Regions from separate parts of the Homo sapiens genome. Here region 1 is linked to region 2. The links are chromatin loops, found by intact Hi-C in ENCODE. Cell type or tissue: heart right ventricle. All regions are shown on one strand.

Region 1 (8,000 bases), 220 kb after region 2:
TTTATTCCCCTGCCTTCTTTCACTCTGTGACCCTTCAGTCATTGAGACATTCTACTGATTTGTCTCACATGAACTGAAAACAAGGGGGAAAAAAAAAGATGCCATACTTTCTTGAATTTGGAATTTTAAAATTCCACTCTCCCAAGAGCAGCAGAGAGGACTCTAGTACACAGGCCAGACAATAGATGGGAAAATGCAGTTTACTTAACAGCTAGACTCTTAACCACCTTCATTCTCTAACTCGAAAATCAGTAAAGATTTCTTAGACAGTGGGAAGGAAGGTGAATTGAAAGGGTAGCAAGTCATGAGTCCCTGTGAAAAAGGCTTTTGTCCCTGTAGGAACACAAAGCAATAGCAACACTTACACTATCCTCAGTCAATACTGAGGAAGTAGCAATAAACCATATTACAATTTGCGGTGGTAGGTGACAAGACAGACAAGTCAATACAGCACTGAAGAGCTCCATAGCACCCCAGAAATGCAGAAACAAATGATTCCAGGCTGTCATAAAGTAGCACCAGAGTAGAAGAAGGATGAAAGAGAAGGGACAGAGAAGCAAAGCAAAGGTCATCTGTGTAGACTGAGGCATCATCATGATCCTATCCTTGCATGCTTCTTGTAGCAAACAATTTTGACAATTATGTTAAAAGCATTAAAGATAGATGAATACTTTGACTCAGCAATTTTACCTATAGAACTTTTACTAAGATATTACTAAGGGAGAGTTCAGATTCCAGAAATGCCATGGACAAAAAAAAAAAGTAAAATCTCTCATGCTTTAAAATGTTGAAATTGTTTTAAATGCCTGACAGCTTGTGAGGAAGGAAAAATGTCAAGTATCATAAGTGAATAGGTAATTGAAAGCAGAATATTTTGAGCTGATGGTGAGGCTACTGTAGGCAGGAAGGATAAGGATTTTCTGTCTGTGCGATACAGCATCTTGGATACAAGACAGGGAAGAGAAACTGAGACTAACATAAACCTAGAATCCCCAAAGTGCTATACCCTTAGTGAAAGGGCAAACTAGACAAATATTCTCCCCACCGGCACAGGGAAGTGGAAAGAAAGCTCATCTGTATTACTGTGGGCTATAGAAGGAAAAAGAATAATCCTCAGAGGTTCCAGTTTTGTATCTCACATTGGTTTAGGGTTCAAATTTTCATTACCTATGTAATGTCAGTACCACCAATTGAAGAAATTAATATAAAATTTGTTAATAATTCTGAGGCTTCTTTTGCAGAACACAGTGCAAGCTACTACAAGGTTTTCTGACAGCAGGGAAAAATTAAGCCTTCCTAATGTGTGAGCTAACAATAAAAAATTAAAAGCAAAAATTAAAAGCATATGAGGAAAGAATCTATTATGAGTTAAAAGACACATCTGATTTATAACCCCATGAACATGTTGTAATATCAAGATCACTCAAATAAGATACAAAATAAATGTAAAATTAATTAAAATGTAAAAGAAAAATTGAAACCTTAGGGAAAAAGCATGACATAACGAAACAATACATCTCAGAAAAGAACAAAATATATATTTTAAAAATGCAGTTCCATTGAAATATATACATGCATATGTTATAGAGAGACAGACACATTAATAGGTAGACATAGATAGCTGATAGAGATAGGTAAACAGCAGTCTATATTTAGCTGAAAAGGGGATAATTGAAATGGAAAAAATAGTTGAAAATATCACACAATTTCTATCAGAAGAAATTACGACATAAAAAAGAGATATATTTAAATGTGTTAAAAATATCTAACATTTATCTAAATAGGAGCAAAAGAAAATGACAGAGAGACTGTAGAAAAATAAATGCTTAAGATGACAATAATTGAGAATTATTCAGAATTTATACGTAAATATATTATAATAAAGTAGGAAACAGAAAACAGAGACAGAGAGAAAGAAAGAACAGGAACAAAAGTGAAAGCAAGACAGAGAATAAGAAAGATAGGAAGAGCTAAGAGAGAAACTGTTCAAAACTATGAGAGAGTAGCAATATATTACTCACAAATAAATGGCAATCACTCTTACAGAAAAGCTCTTAGTGATGCTCTGATAAATAAGTTCCAGATATATACCTTTACAAGAGGCAAAAACATAAAGTCAGAGAGTTTTGAAGTCAAAGAATGGAAATGATATATAAAGTAAATGAAAGTTGGTTATATTAATATCAAGCAAAACAGACATACGGACAAATAAAAGAAAAAAATTGGCAAAGCATTACAACATAATGCTAATGCTCTGATCATGTGGGTAACTAACATGACTTCAATATACAAGACATATTTTGGCAAATGTAGCAAATATATATACAGAAAAATATAGTAAAATATAAAGCAAAAATTATGGGGAATTCTAGAAGAAAATTTTACTTCTCTAAAGTTATTGACAGATTATTTTGATTAAAAAGTAAAGTAACAAGAAAAAACAACATCTAGAATATATACTAAGACATTGACATTATCCCAGAAAAGTAAACATATACTAACCATATGATCCAACAATTTTACTTCTAGGTATATATTCAAAAATAATAAAAGCATGTTTTCACACAATGACTTAAACATGAACATTCATAATTTCATGTTTAAGTAATAACCTAAACTAAACTTGGAAACAACTAAAATATCTATCAATGAAATAGTAAATTGGTGTTACATTTATACAATAGATTACTACTCAGCAAAAAAAAAAGATGTATGCAACAACATAGATGCATCTCACAATAATTATGCTAAATTAAAGAAACTAGACCAAAACAGAGTACATTCTATATGAGTCTATTTATACAAAATTCTAGAAAATGCAAACTAACCAATAGTAAATAAAGGAAGCAGATTAGTTTTGCCTGGGGATGGGGGATGGGGGTAGAGGGATGGGAGAAATGAAATACAAAGAAGACAGATAGAAGTTTTTGGGATTGACACATGTTCATTATTCTGATTTTGCTGAAGACTTCAGTGGTGTTTACATATATCAGCACTTACCAAATACACACTGTTTCGGAGTACTATTCAGCAATTGAAAAAAAGATGAGATTCTATCATTTGCAGCAACATGGATGGAGCTGGAGGATATTATGTTAAGTGAAATAAGAGAGACACAGAAAGATAAACTGCGTGTTCTCACTGATTTGTGGAGACTAAAAATTAAAACAATTGAATTCCTGGAGATAGATAGTAGAATGATGGTTACCAGAGGCTGGGAATGGAAGCTGGAGAAGTGAGAAGTGGGGCTGGTTAATGGATACAAAAATATAGTTAGATAGAATGAATAAGATAAGATCTACTATTTGATAGCACAATGGAGTGACCACAGTCAACAACAACTTATTGTGCATTTTAAAATAACTAAACATATAACTGGAATGTTTGTAACACAAAGAAATGATAAATGCTTGACATAATGGATACCCCATTTACCCTGATGTGATTATGCATTGTGTGCCTGTTTCAAAATATCTCATGTAACTTATAAATTTGAGTCTCCCCTGCCTGGTATTCCATCACGCGTGGTCCTGCCATCCTGAGATGTCAGCAGAGCTGGGGTTGGTGTTGGAAACACAGGCGTTCTTCACTTTCCGAATGAGCAGTGGCTTCCTAGAGAAGGCTCATCCTGGAAAGTCAGGGTGGGGCTGCAGGGGAGCTCTCTGGACTTACACTCGGGGGTCCTCAGCCATCTCTGCCTTCAGGTGGCACCAACAGGATCAAATGTTAATTTTTTCTCATGGCTCAATGACCACTTTTTCCCAGGCTACTTGGCTTTCTTGTGGCTTCCCACGTTTCTTATCTGCATCTGCAGTAGACACAAGTTTATATCTATACTTTAGAAGCAGACAATGGAAGGAATAAAACCACATTCCTCATTTATTAAAGGGAATAAAATTAAATGTCTTACTATAAAAAAAAATAAATAAATTTGCGTACCTACTATATATCCACAAAAATCAAAAATAAAAAATGGTTTAAAATAAAACAAATTTGAAATTAAAAGACTACTTTTAAATGTGACATTTATTGTCAGTTTTACCTCAATAAAGTTGCTAAAAAATTATAACTGATTAATAACAGCTCTACAAATCATAATGTGTCATATCCAGCAAAAATACTAATCAGAAATTCATACTTTTAAAAGAGCATAATAAAATGAGAAAGGGACTAAAAATTAATGAGCTAAGAATCTGCTGAAGAAGTTAGAAAAATAAATAATATAAACCCCAAAAGAAAAATCACAAAGGATAGGTTATATATTCAAAGGAAGTAGAAGGAAAAAATATAAGGTCTGCTAATATTAAGTTTTAGGAAAGCAGTGAGAAGCAAGAATTCTTGTACATTACTTCCGAAAGTGTTATTTGGAATAACCATTCAGGAAGAAAACTAGCTGAAGTGAAGTTAAAGATATGCATATCCTCATTTCCTCCTAAATCTGTTTACCTTACAGAAGTTTTGTGCTGTACATGAGGATGCATATACACAGATATACTTGTGCATATACAAATAATGCAACATTGTTTGTGACAGCAAAATAATTTGAAAATGTAATTGTCTTTAAATATGAGTGGAAAAATGAAAGTTCAGTCATGAAACAGAACATTATATAGCAGTTATAGCTAATAATATAGATCTATCAACATGGATAAATCTCTAAAAAATGATGTTGGGCAAAAACTCAAGATGCAAAAGGAAATGTACAATGCTGGTGAATCGTTTTTGCTTTTTGTAGATAATTAAGTATGTGACAAATGTTCAGGGTCATTGATGGGAATGGCACACACTTTCTTAAGGACAGTGGGTACACGTGGGGAGGTAGGGAGGACAGACTTCAGCTGAATTTGCTAAATTTCATTTCTATTTATTTTTTAACTCTGTAATGTAAATTAAATATGACAGAATAGATACAGGGTTGTTATATATCTATATCCTGTAGGATATTTTAAATTATTCAAAATTAAAATGTTTAATTTAAAAATATTTAAAAGGTATGCATAAATGTGTAACTATTAGAATGTTCATTGAGCATTGATTTTTTATTTTAAAAGAAACTAGAAAGAGCATAAATGTCTAATCATATGGAAATTATTCAATAAACTGTAGTACGTTAATAGAATAAGATAATAATCATGCATTAAAATAATATAGTTAAATAATACTTGATAACATAAAATATGTTAAAAATAAAATAATAAAAAATAGATTAAGATAACTGAGTACTATATTATTCTATTACTATACTATTCTAACACTATTAGAATAGTACTATAGTATTCTTCATGACATGTTTGTATATACGCATATCTACACACATGCAAAACCATGTGGAAATAGTTATAGAAGGAAAGTGATCTGTTTCCTCAGGATCGAGGGCTTTTTCAGGACACAGGACTTTCAATGCCAAAACCACGAAAGTCTCAGGTAACTGAGACAGTTGACCACCCTATCCGGAAGATGCTGCATAAAGAATGAAAACGAGCAAAGTAAAATTTTAACTCAAAATATGGCACAAGATGCAGTTGGAATTCCCTTACTGTGTGTGGGGAAACTAGCTATAATTTCTGCAAGTTGAGAACATAAAAAGGCTAGTTCTGGTGTTACCTGATAAGAACAGATAGAGTTTCTCATCAATTTTGTGAGCATAGCTGGACAGGTCAGAGAATATCAGAGCTGGAAAAGACACATCTTTTCACAACTCCTCTCTTTAGAGATTAAAAAACCAAAAAGTATGTAAAACAGTAGTTTACAACAACTGGTAATTTAGCCCTCAGGAAACAAGTGGCGATGTCTGGAGACATTTTTTATTTTCACAGTTGAGGGTGCTACTGGCATCGCACTGGAAGAGGTCAGTAATGCTCCTAAGCATTCTAGAATACAGAGAACAGTTTCTCACAACAAAGAATTACCTAGCCCAGAATGTCAATAGAACTAAGGTTGAGATACCTGGTTTAAGACATTTCCCCATTGATATCACAACTAGATCCTGCCAAAGAAGTTTCCATTGTCCTGACCTTGTTCAGCATTCTTGTCACTATGTAAATTTGGAGGGCTGTTCTCTAAATGTCAAGCATAAAATGGACCTTTCGATTATTTCATTTCTTCCTGGATATAGTTTATATATACCACTCTCCACTTACACTTCTTCATTCTTTTGGGTATATTTGTATCACTCTCCTGAGTTAATCCATTCTAGACAAATATTATTCTTAAAAAACAGCCATCCATCAAGTCTGAAAAAAAATAAAACCTCGTCTGAAAAACAAATTGGTTGCAATTGTAGATTCATCTGGTTCCTTGATATATATCTGTAATGCTGATTTAGTACTTCTGATAAGCATTTCCCCAACTGCATCTTTTTAGCAGCATTAGAAATAATGGCTAAAAGAAATGAGTCTTTTCATTTGCAGTATCTACATTTGGAGAGTATTTTAAATCAAATTGATTGCTAGGATATTTGTAATGTCCAAATGTTTGATTGCTTTGCTGTGTACCATACAGAAAAGTAGTAACACAGAGGCATGCCATTAAACAGCCTTGTTGTTTTCTTTCTTTTTCTTTTCTTTTCTTTAGTTTTATGAAGCTGCAATTAATAGAAGTAATTTAGCAGCTGTTAGGAGAAACTGCCTAGGATAGTTTGTGTATGTATCCAGTGCTAGAGAATTTTTGCTCTGTTGTAGATCTTTATCTATACTTAGTTGTGTTTAGGATTTATGACAAAGCCGTGTGTTAATATCTCGATTATCATTCTGGTAAGAGAGGAAGCATCGTAGTTTCCTCTTAAGAGAGAATAATAACCTAGAGAGATAAGGAATATGACCTTGAAGTGTTTTTGTTCATGCATCAAGACTCAGTTCATGCATAAGTATGCTGAGGGAGTAATCAAGGTGGCTGTTTCTGTCTTCCGTGACTGCTGGGTGTTATTACCCAAATCAAGCACATTAAAGACATTGTGGAGGACATAGGAAAAGAAATGAGACTTTAAGTATATGCCTAAAAGGTATTTTTAACTTAAGAGTCTGTCTAACAGGGAATCATTTTTCTTTTGAGGAGCAATGGATGGTCAATATCAGTTATTTGCCAGAATGTAAGTTAAAAAGAGTGTGCCCTAGGTGGGCACTTTTGAAGATAATTTTGTTTTTGAAAAAATAAAAATTATTTTACAATTATTCTACATACCATCAAGAACATTGCTCTGTTCAGATACTATATGACATCAAAGCATTCCAAGTATTGCCAGAATTTAGTGCAGAGATGCAAGTTTGTGAGTGATTAATAAAAACCTCTTGGCTTAAGTAATAGAGAAAGTAATGAGAAAATATCAACACATGAGTTTAGCAAAATAAAGGCATTTAATCTTATCTAGACACTCAGAAATTATTTGGCACAATCTCAAGTTAATCATTCTGTTTACAGGAAAAAGAAGCTTTTAGTACAAAAGAAATTTTTTCCTCTTAATAAAGTGCAAAATAAGAAAACAATTTTTCTTTTGTCCAATCATTGGAATGATTGGAATAAGGAAATGTGAAAACCCACTGAAAAAGAATCTGGCTTTAAAAAATGGTACCACTGAGTGTCCCAAAGTTTGTTTCTCTTGATGTCTTGAGATTTCAATGTGTGCCAGAATAACTGGGCTGTGGCCAAAAATTCAGGCTAGCATTGAGATTCTTTTCTACTGCTGTGAAACTGCACCAAAGAGTGCAACTACAGGGACTCTGAAATGTGCTCTCACTTTGCTATTGTAGGAATATTAATAGCTGATTTCATAACCATTCATTGCCTTCAGAAAACAGGTACTTTTTTTCTATCAAAGACCATTAAAAACAGTCATAACACACATATAAATACAAAATAACTTGTTGGTTATAGCAGCATACTTTGGATGTTCATGCCTTCCAAATCTCGCGTTGAAATGTGATCCCTAATGTTGGAGGTAAGGCCTGGTGGGAGGTGTCTAGGTTGTGGGGGCAGATCCCTCATGAATGGCTTGGTGCCCTTCT
Region 2 (8,000 bases):
AGCAGGGAAGAGACTAGATGTTGATGGTTTTATATTTTATACAGAGTGGCTAAGAAGACATTTGAGTGGAGACTTGAAGGAAGGGAGACTGGAGGTCATATGGTTATCTAAAGCACAGGTATTCCAGGTAAGGGGAAAAAACAGCAAGCCTAAAACCCTTTAATAAGAATAGGGTTGACAAATTCAAGTAACAGTAAACAGACTATCAAGGTAAAAATAGAATGAGTTGTGGTGTATGTATGTGGAGAGGGAGGATGGTAAAAGATGAAGATATCAAGTGATGTGGGACAGATCACATATAGCCTTCTAGACTGTTTCAAGGATGCTGACTTATACTGTAAGTGAGATAGAAAGAAACCACTGGGGGATTTTGAGCAAGAGTGATATGATCCACTTTGAACAAAGGATCATGCTGGTTACAGTATTGAGACTGGACTATAGTGGAGTTACAACAAATGCACAGAGACTAGTTAGAATGCTATTATTTTTTCAATTTCAGCAAAAGATATTGGTGCCTTGGCTCAGGGTGATAATGATATTGAAAAATGTTAGACCTAAGATAAATTTTGAGACAGAACTACCATAATTTTCCAAGATAATTGGACGTAATTTATGAGAATGTACATCAGTCTTTAATTTACTCATTCTTTATTTTTTTCAAACATTTAATGCAAGATATACACTAAGTGTACAATAAAATAGCACCTGAGATTCACGTAGACTTTTGCCACAAGTCTAACAAATTTGGGATTAATACAGTTATGTCACTTTAGAGACATTTTAATACTTAAAACTGCTACTTCCAAAAAATGGTGATAAATGTATCAGAAAAAAAATTTAAAAAGAACTTGTGACAGTAACTTAAACATAGAGGATTCTGACATAGTCAATACTGAGTCTCTAATTTTCAGGGAAGATATTCATACAAAGAAAAGCCAAGTTTATTTTCCACTAATGGAACCAAAATGCACAAAAATAGATCTATTTGCATGGACATTCGAAATTTGAAACTAGGATTGTAGAATTTTAGCAATCTTTTAAAAGGATGATATTGGTTTTAGAAAACAATAGCCCATCATTCCAGACAACCTGAATCACTAACTTCTGTAGGACTTTTGTTAAGTATTGATTATGATAATGTTGTTGCTAAACTGAATAAGTATCGTGTATTTCATACTAAGAGTAGGTCTGTAAATTTTTCTGTCAACTACTCCTTTTATCTTTAAATAAAGATGTGTTTGTTGTATCTTCAACAGTTTATTTCTTAATAAATTGATCTTCAAAGCAATGTGTGCAAACCAGAGATCTTGTGAAAGATGTCCCATTGAATGCTAGAAAAAAATATGTTGATGATCCAGAAATAAATGATTTGTACCCAACAAATGATTGTTTAGGAGCTGAACTGCAAAGTGACTAGAAACAACTCTTAGGCTCTGGTTCAAGTGTGTCAGAGGACAGGAAATGAAGCTACTGAAGAAGGAACTTTGTCTGCAATGAGGAGCTCTTACTCTGTTACACTCACAAGAAGAGATGCCACACTCAGGAAAATTATACCTGGGCCTATTATTCAAATGATGAAGAAAGATGTAATGGTAATAGGTTATATTGAAGGGAGGCCATGTAGAGGTTAGATGTGAAAGAGAATAGGGTACTTGCTGTTGATATGAGCAGACTCTTGAGTACTGAATGTTGTGGCAGCTCCCAAGTTAAATGAAAACTAATAATTCCAATGCTAAGCTTATCTGCAATGAATTAAAAATTTCCTTTAGAAAATTTTTTTCTAAAGGAAATGTCTTAATTGGACTTAAAAGGAGTGTCTTAATAGGCCCCTTTAGAAAGCAGAGACAAAGATGAAGTTGATAATACATTTGGGAGGTACCAGCCCAGACAGGTGAAAGTAAGGAAAGAAAAAACAAGTGAAACGGAATATTCGAAGCAAAGCAATGTGATATGTCACCATGCCAGCTGTGGCTTTGTGACAAACTGGGAATAGGCAGAAAAGATCTCTCAGCAGGCTTGTCAGCTTCTGGAGCTTCTCCAGAAGGCAAAGAAGTACTGCCATTCAGACTAGTCCACCAAATAAAGTAAGGAAGAAAAATTGATCTTCCCAACTCTGATCTTGCATTTCTCATTGGTCAAGATACAAGCCCTAAACTTTTGGGTTGCATCATTCTGCCCCTCTGTGGCTAAGAAGCCAGAAACTACACTATGCACTGAGATGTTTTATCCAAAACGAGAGAAGAGTGACGACCCCGTGTGGGTACAGGAAGCTCAGGCAAAAGTCAATGGGTGCTATGACAGATAGATGGAATACCTCAAGAAATAGAATTTCATAGAGGAGAAGGTGAAGAAAACAAACTACAACCCCAGGAGAAAAGGGCTAACTACATGCAGCATAAGTACCAGTGAATCCATGGATTGGAGCTAAAGGGAGTCAAGTATATGGCACGATATTTAAATAACATATTTAATTTTAATAATAATTATGGTAATAACAAAGGACCTTTATTCCATGCCCCTTTTTCAGCTTTATAGAATCTTTATCTCTATTAACTGTGAGGAGGAGGGGTTCTGGCTGTTACTAGCAACATGATAGGACCTAAAACTCTAAATTCATGTCTCTTGAGGAGGGTACTTTGTTATTCCCTAGGAGGCTCCTCAAAATGGTCAGGAAGACAACCTTGGATTATACTCTGTATAGAGTAAGATAAGGATAGGATTTTGAAATATGCCTTTTTCAGCTTATTTCACAAAAACTTGATACATAGATTCCCAAACTGACCAAATTAATAAAATAGGATGCCAGTTTATTTTAATGACCATGAGTTTGCTGGGGAATGTTCACATGGAAGCACATCATGTATTTGTTGAAATCATCTATTAATAAAATGACCAATACCATTAATAATCACAAATGATGAAAATAAAAGAAAAGAACATGAACAAGTTTAAGATAGAAAACCTCCCTTGATTTAGAAATTTGTATCATTTAGGAAAGTTGAAGTAATCAACAACTGGGTGAAAACGGGAAAAGTACATCTAGACTAAGTAAATGTTGCAGCATCACAAACCATTTTAATTCCTTCCTTCTCAAAGGTTTCACTATTTCCAGGTTTTTGCTATGAGTAAGTACAATGTGGGTGTTGATGGAAATTGTACTATATTGTCAATCATTGTAACTCTGCTGGAATGCCTTTCTCCAGAATGTCCAGGCATCTTGATAGAGTCAGAGACTGTGCCATGGAAAAGTGGATACTTCTGGGGCAGGGGTGTCCAATCTTTTTGCTTCCCTGGGCCACATTGGAAGAAGAATAATTGTCTTGGGCCACACATAAAATAGCTGATGAGTTTTTTAAAATTGCAAAAAAATTTCATAATGTTTTAAGAAAGTTTATGAATTTGGGTTGGGCCACATTCAAAACTGTCCTGGGCCACATGTGGTCCACAGGCCATGGGTTGGACCAGCTTGATTTGGGCTATAGTTAGGATTTTGCCTTATTTGGGATACTATCCTGAGATCTGCTATTTTTAATATTTCTTGAGGAAATTTAAAATAAAATAGGAGGAGTATGCATTACAGAAACCCTGAGTTTGATACCAACTAAATATGAATAAGCTTTCTCACTTTCACAATATTATTAGGAGGCTGCCTGCGGTTTAAACTTCATCAAGGGCTGATGTGAATATTTTAACTTCAAAACATTAATAATCACTTGTAAAAATCTTTATATGTCTTTTTTTGCTTTTAAACTTTGAACAGAAAGGTTTTTTCTTTTGAAGAAAATGCTTTAAGAGGAAGTATGCATGTCTATTTCATATTGAAAGTAAAACCAATAAATTCATAACCACCACGAAACTAAAGGTTGACTTTAAGAAAAAGAAAAAGTGGGTGGGAGAAATTTAGTGTGTAGCCATGTATGTTTCTCATCTCTTTCCTTTAATTTGACAAGAATGGCAACTAACAAAGAGACCTGTTTGATGGAAGATAGCTTTTAGCCCAAATCTTTGAGATGCCACAAAGCTTTCACCAGCTATTAATGTTTACTTAAATGCCTTTTAGAATGACTTGCTCATCTGGAGTTGCAAAAGAGCAAAGTATTTGAAATATGGGACCTTCTTCTTAAAGTAAATATCCTGTTAAATTGCTAGCTGATAATGGAAGAAAAGTTCCAATTACATTTTTGTGAGAAATATCCATGGCACTTGTACAGCTGACACAAAGGATATTCAATTGATAGCATATCCCTTTCTCAACCTACACCTCTGCACATTTTTATCTTGCTTCTTTAATTGATCTTCCTTCGTGTCTTTTATTCTTTCACCCTCTAGTTTCCCCCATGTGTTTCCTCCTTTTATTTTTCTCCCTTCTTGGGCCAATGACATTATAACACCTAATCTCTATGGTGACTTACATAACTAAACTGTATAAGAAATAGTAGCTGTTTTTCCCTCCAATATATCTCAGTAAATTAAGGAAATGAGTAAGTAGTTATGAATCAAGTAGCACATTTAAGGAGGATGGGAGTTTATCATTTACCATGACTAGCTACTGCTTTTATCCAAATAAGCCTCTGTGAACCAAATTTTAGTCCCCTAACAAAGCAAAATATCAGTCTCAAAATCACTGGAGTTTTCTTTCTTTTAATCTCGAAAATAACCAATAGAGACATCCACTTTATCAACTCTAATATTATTGGGCATTTACTATTGGCTAAAAAATATTTTAAGTGTTTATTTATATAAATACTGTTAATCTTTTGAACAATCTTCTGAGGTAAGTACTATTATAATTCCTATTTTACAGATAAGGATAATAAAGAATAGAAGGTTAAGTGAACTGCCCAAGTCTATATAGCTGGTAAGTGGTGGAGAAGGATTTGAACCCAGATTGTCTGGCTCAAAAACCTCAGCTGTTGACTGCCACACTATATTGCCGCTTACTCCTGTGTTCTTAGCCAGAGACTGTACATAAAAATTAAAATTGAAAATAAACGCTTCAATTATAGCTTCCAAACTGTTCTGCAGACTTGTAGAAAGAGTCTAGTATTGTGTTGTTTGCAGACATGGATGAAGCTCTTTATATTAAGATTGGTGTTTCAATAAACATTTTGTCACTTCATATTTCCATATGAAGATGAAGTAGGATGATCCCTGCTGTGTTTAAAATAAATTCGGCTTCCTCTCTTTAAGTATTTGTATTAAAAAAAAAAAAAAAGGATGATTTGTGTCTGGCAGAGCTGTATACTAGCCAGGTGCTTTTTATGGTTGGGCTTCACATTAAGAAAACATTTGTCACGGAAACATCTGGAAAACAGATCAAGCAGACAGAATTTTACACAAGGGAATCTACTTAATCCAGTTACTCTTTTTTAAAATCGGCCACCCTGTTCATGCCAACTGTATGCATTTGAAAGCATATGAGCTATAAAATGTCTCACACTTAAGCAATCAGCTTTTCATTATTTGCAAATATTTTATCTGCTGGCTGGATTGTGCTCCAAAAATTCAAAGTCTTTCCTTTTTCTACCATCAGTTATGCCCTGAGATAAAGAACTGCTAAGAGTTCTATTTCTTTTTGCCTTGAGAGAAGTAGAAAAGGCAGGGAGAGCTTGATACATGATAAGAAATGGGCTCAAGAAAGAAAACTTCCATATGGAAGTACCTTGAGGTATAACTAAATAGTAACATACAAAGAATAAGAAAGTTAGGTCTGAAACAATAGTTCTTAATTGAGAGTTAGCATAAGAAATGGCTATAGAGGGACCATACCTCCCTCTGATTCATAAATGCGAGGGGGATCGAATAAATGTATATTTTAAAAAGCTCCTCAAGTGATTTTGTTGTAGATTCCTAGTGGACAAAGCATTTGTATAGATTGGTGTTTCAAAAAAAATGCCTAATTATGAGTGGCCTAGGCAGCTAGTTAAAAACACAGGTTGCCAGAACTTTATTCTGGAGAATCTGAATTAAATAAATTCAGAGATGGTGGTGAGGAGGGAAATATATTTTCTCTTTAGATAAGTTTCAGAATCGCTGCATTAAATCAGTGTTATACTACAATGTCCTATAAAATACATTGCAAGAAAATGGATACCTGCTCAACCACTGCAAACAAGAATCTCATCCATTTATTTCCAAACACAAATTAGCACAATAAAGCTTCTTGAAACTCCCATCAATAGCAAAGAAACGTGTTAACATCACTGGACCTACATTTTTACTACGAAACACATTTTCTTATCTGATCCTCTCAATATTTCTGAAGAATCAATGTTCTCAGATCCATATTTTGGCAAATCATTCTAGTTCAAAATATGTATTTGTGTAATTACACCTAACTAAAACTATGCAACAGGCACACTTAGTGCAACTGTATGAAATAGAATAAGGCATTCACTTGAGAATTAAAATAAAAGTTGTAAAAGATAGGCTTTTTTGAGCATTTTAATTATCAAAATATACTCTTTCCACTTAGATATTAGTTCCCCACTGTCCATAGTCTGTGTGCACAACCTGCATAACTTGTCCACAGTGACTCTGCTTATAAAAGAAGAGTAAATTTGGATTTTACTGAAACGCGAATCTCCCTGAAAAAACATTTTCCCTCAGTTCCAATTTCATAGGAATAAGACATAATATTGCTGATATGGAGTCAAAGTCTATCATAGATGCATGCAGGAGTCAAGTTGCAACCATGAGTATATTAGGTGTGAGTCCAATATGTAGACAGGCCAGAGTAAAGCTTATATATGAGTATGCTAGATGTGAGTTCATTACAAGGGAAGTGAAAAGTCAAAGTTGTCAGTGTGGGTATAGCAGATATGCAGAGACTGCCAGTTGCCTCAAAATATTTTTTCCTCCTCCTCTTCTATGGTGATAGAAGCCTTGAATTTTAGCAGGATGAATGACCATCTGGAACAAATTCTGCATTTCCCAGGCTCCTTTGCATGAAGTTTTGACCGTAACACTAAGTGTCTGCTAATGACTTATGAGAACTGTGTTTTCAGATGCTAGGTGACATTCTTAAAAGGACACAAAGCATTCTTATCCTTCTCTTGTTTTCTTCCTACTTGGTAAAATGCAGATGAATGGTTTCATCAAGAGTGGCCACCTTGGAAGATGAAACAAACTTAGGAATGAAGGCTATGCATAAAGGACTCAAAAGAGAGAGCCAGGTGCCTGACACCACAGAGGACTGAACCAAATTTCTCTGGACCATCTGCTTCCACATTTGTTGTAAGAGAGAATTAAACTTTTCTCTCACTTAAGCCACAATTATTTGTATTTTCCTGTCACTCTCTACCAAATTTAACCTTAAAAAACTCAATATGTGTGGCTGATGTGTAAATTCCCAAGCCAATTGTAATTTTTAAAGATTATTTACACTCTTTCCTGCTTTCAATTAGCAATATTAATTAAAACTTGATTTTACTTCTCTAATTCTGTCTAAATTTAAAACAGTTTCCCTATTTTTTATATGCACTAACAGCTGAGTTTCAGGAAAAGACAAAAGCCCAACCTGAGCAGCCATGTAGATTCGTGTAGAACCCTAAATTAAGAACAACAACAACAAAAAAACTTATCTGTAGTATGAACATTATATTCACTTTGAATTTGGATATTTCCTGATTGACAAGGAAGATTAAGATACTCCTATAGGAAGATATTTTTCTAATTTCTTAATTTATATATTGAAATATAGTGAAAATAAGACAAAAAAGTCATACTTAACAATCACACAGCCTTAAAGAAAACAGAGAGCAGTAGCAATCACTAACAATACAGTGTGATAAGCATTAGCATAGATTGCACTAAATACATATTAGTGACTAATAAACTCTAGCACAGATTAAGTTAAACATACATTAGTAAATAGACTAGCAAGGAACATATAACAATATTTCATGTATCTTGCAGATTATATAATAATTTCCCATCTTGTCTACTAACATCTGTAATATAATTTACTTTAATTTTTGTTGCTAATTCTTTATCCCATG

The links. Hi-C counts contacts between places; a loop is a spot of excess contacts. Peaks named below come from ENCODE experiments on the same cell type or tissue, not always from the same donor. Only the 100,000 strongest peaks of a DNase experiment are listed, where the experiment ranks them.
Region 1: it touches region 2 in a loop (2.4-fold over the local background); 2 of 110 quality-filtered maps call a loop at or near these places.

The regions. Positions count from the first base shown.
Region 1 is chr12:90,291,165-90,299,164 of GRCh38, reverse strand. LINC02392 (long intergenic non-protein coding RNA 2392) reads right to left here and starts at 5,847. Exons shown (of 3, transcript NR_135018.1): 1 at 5,605-5,847; 2 at 3,673-3,808. In heart right ventricle, no CTCF peak of the experiment used is centred here; no DNase peak of the experiment used is centred here; H3K27ac peaks cover 2,448 bases.
Region 2 is chr12:90,511,836-90,519,835 of GRCh38, reverse strand. No RefSeq gene overlaps it. Among named protein-coding and RNA genes, the nearest start is that of LINC02822, 78 kb to the left of the region's middle. In heart right ventricle, no CTCF peak of the experiment used is centred here; no DNase peak of the experiment used is centred here.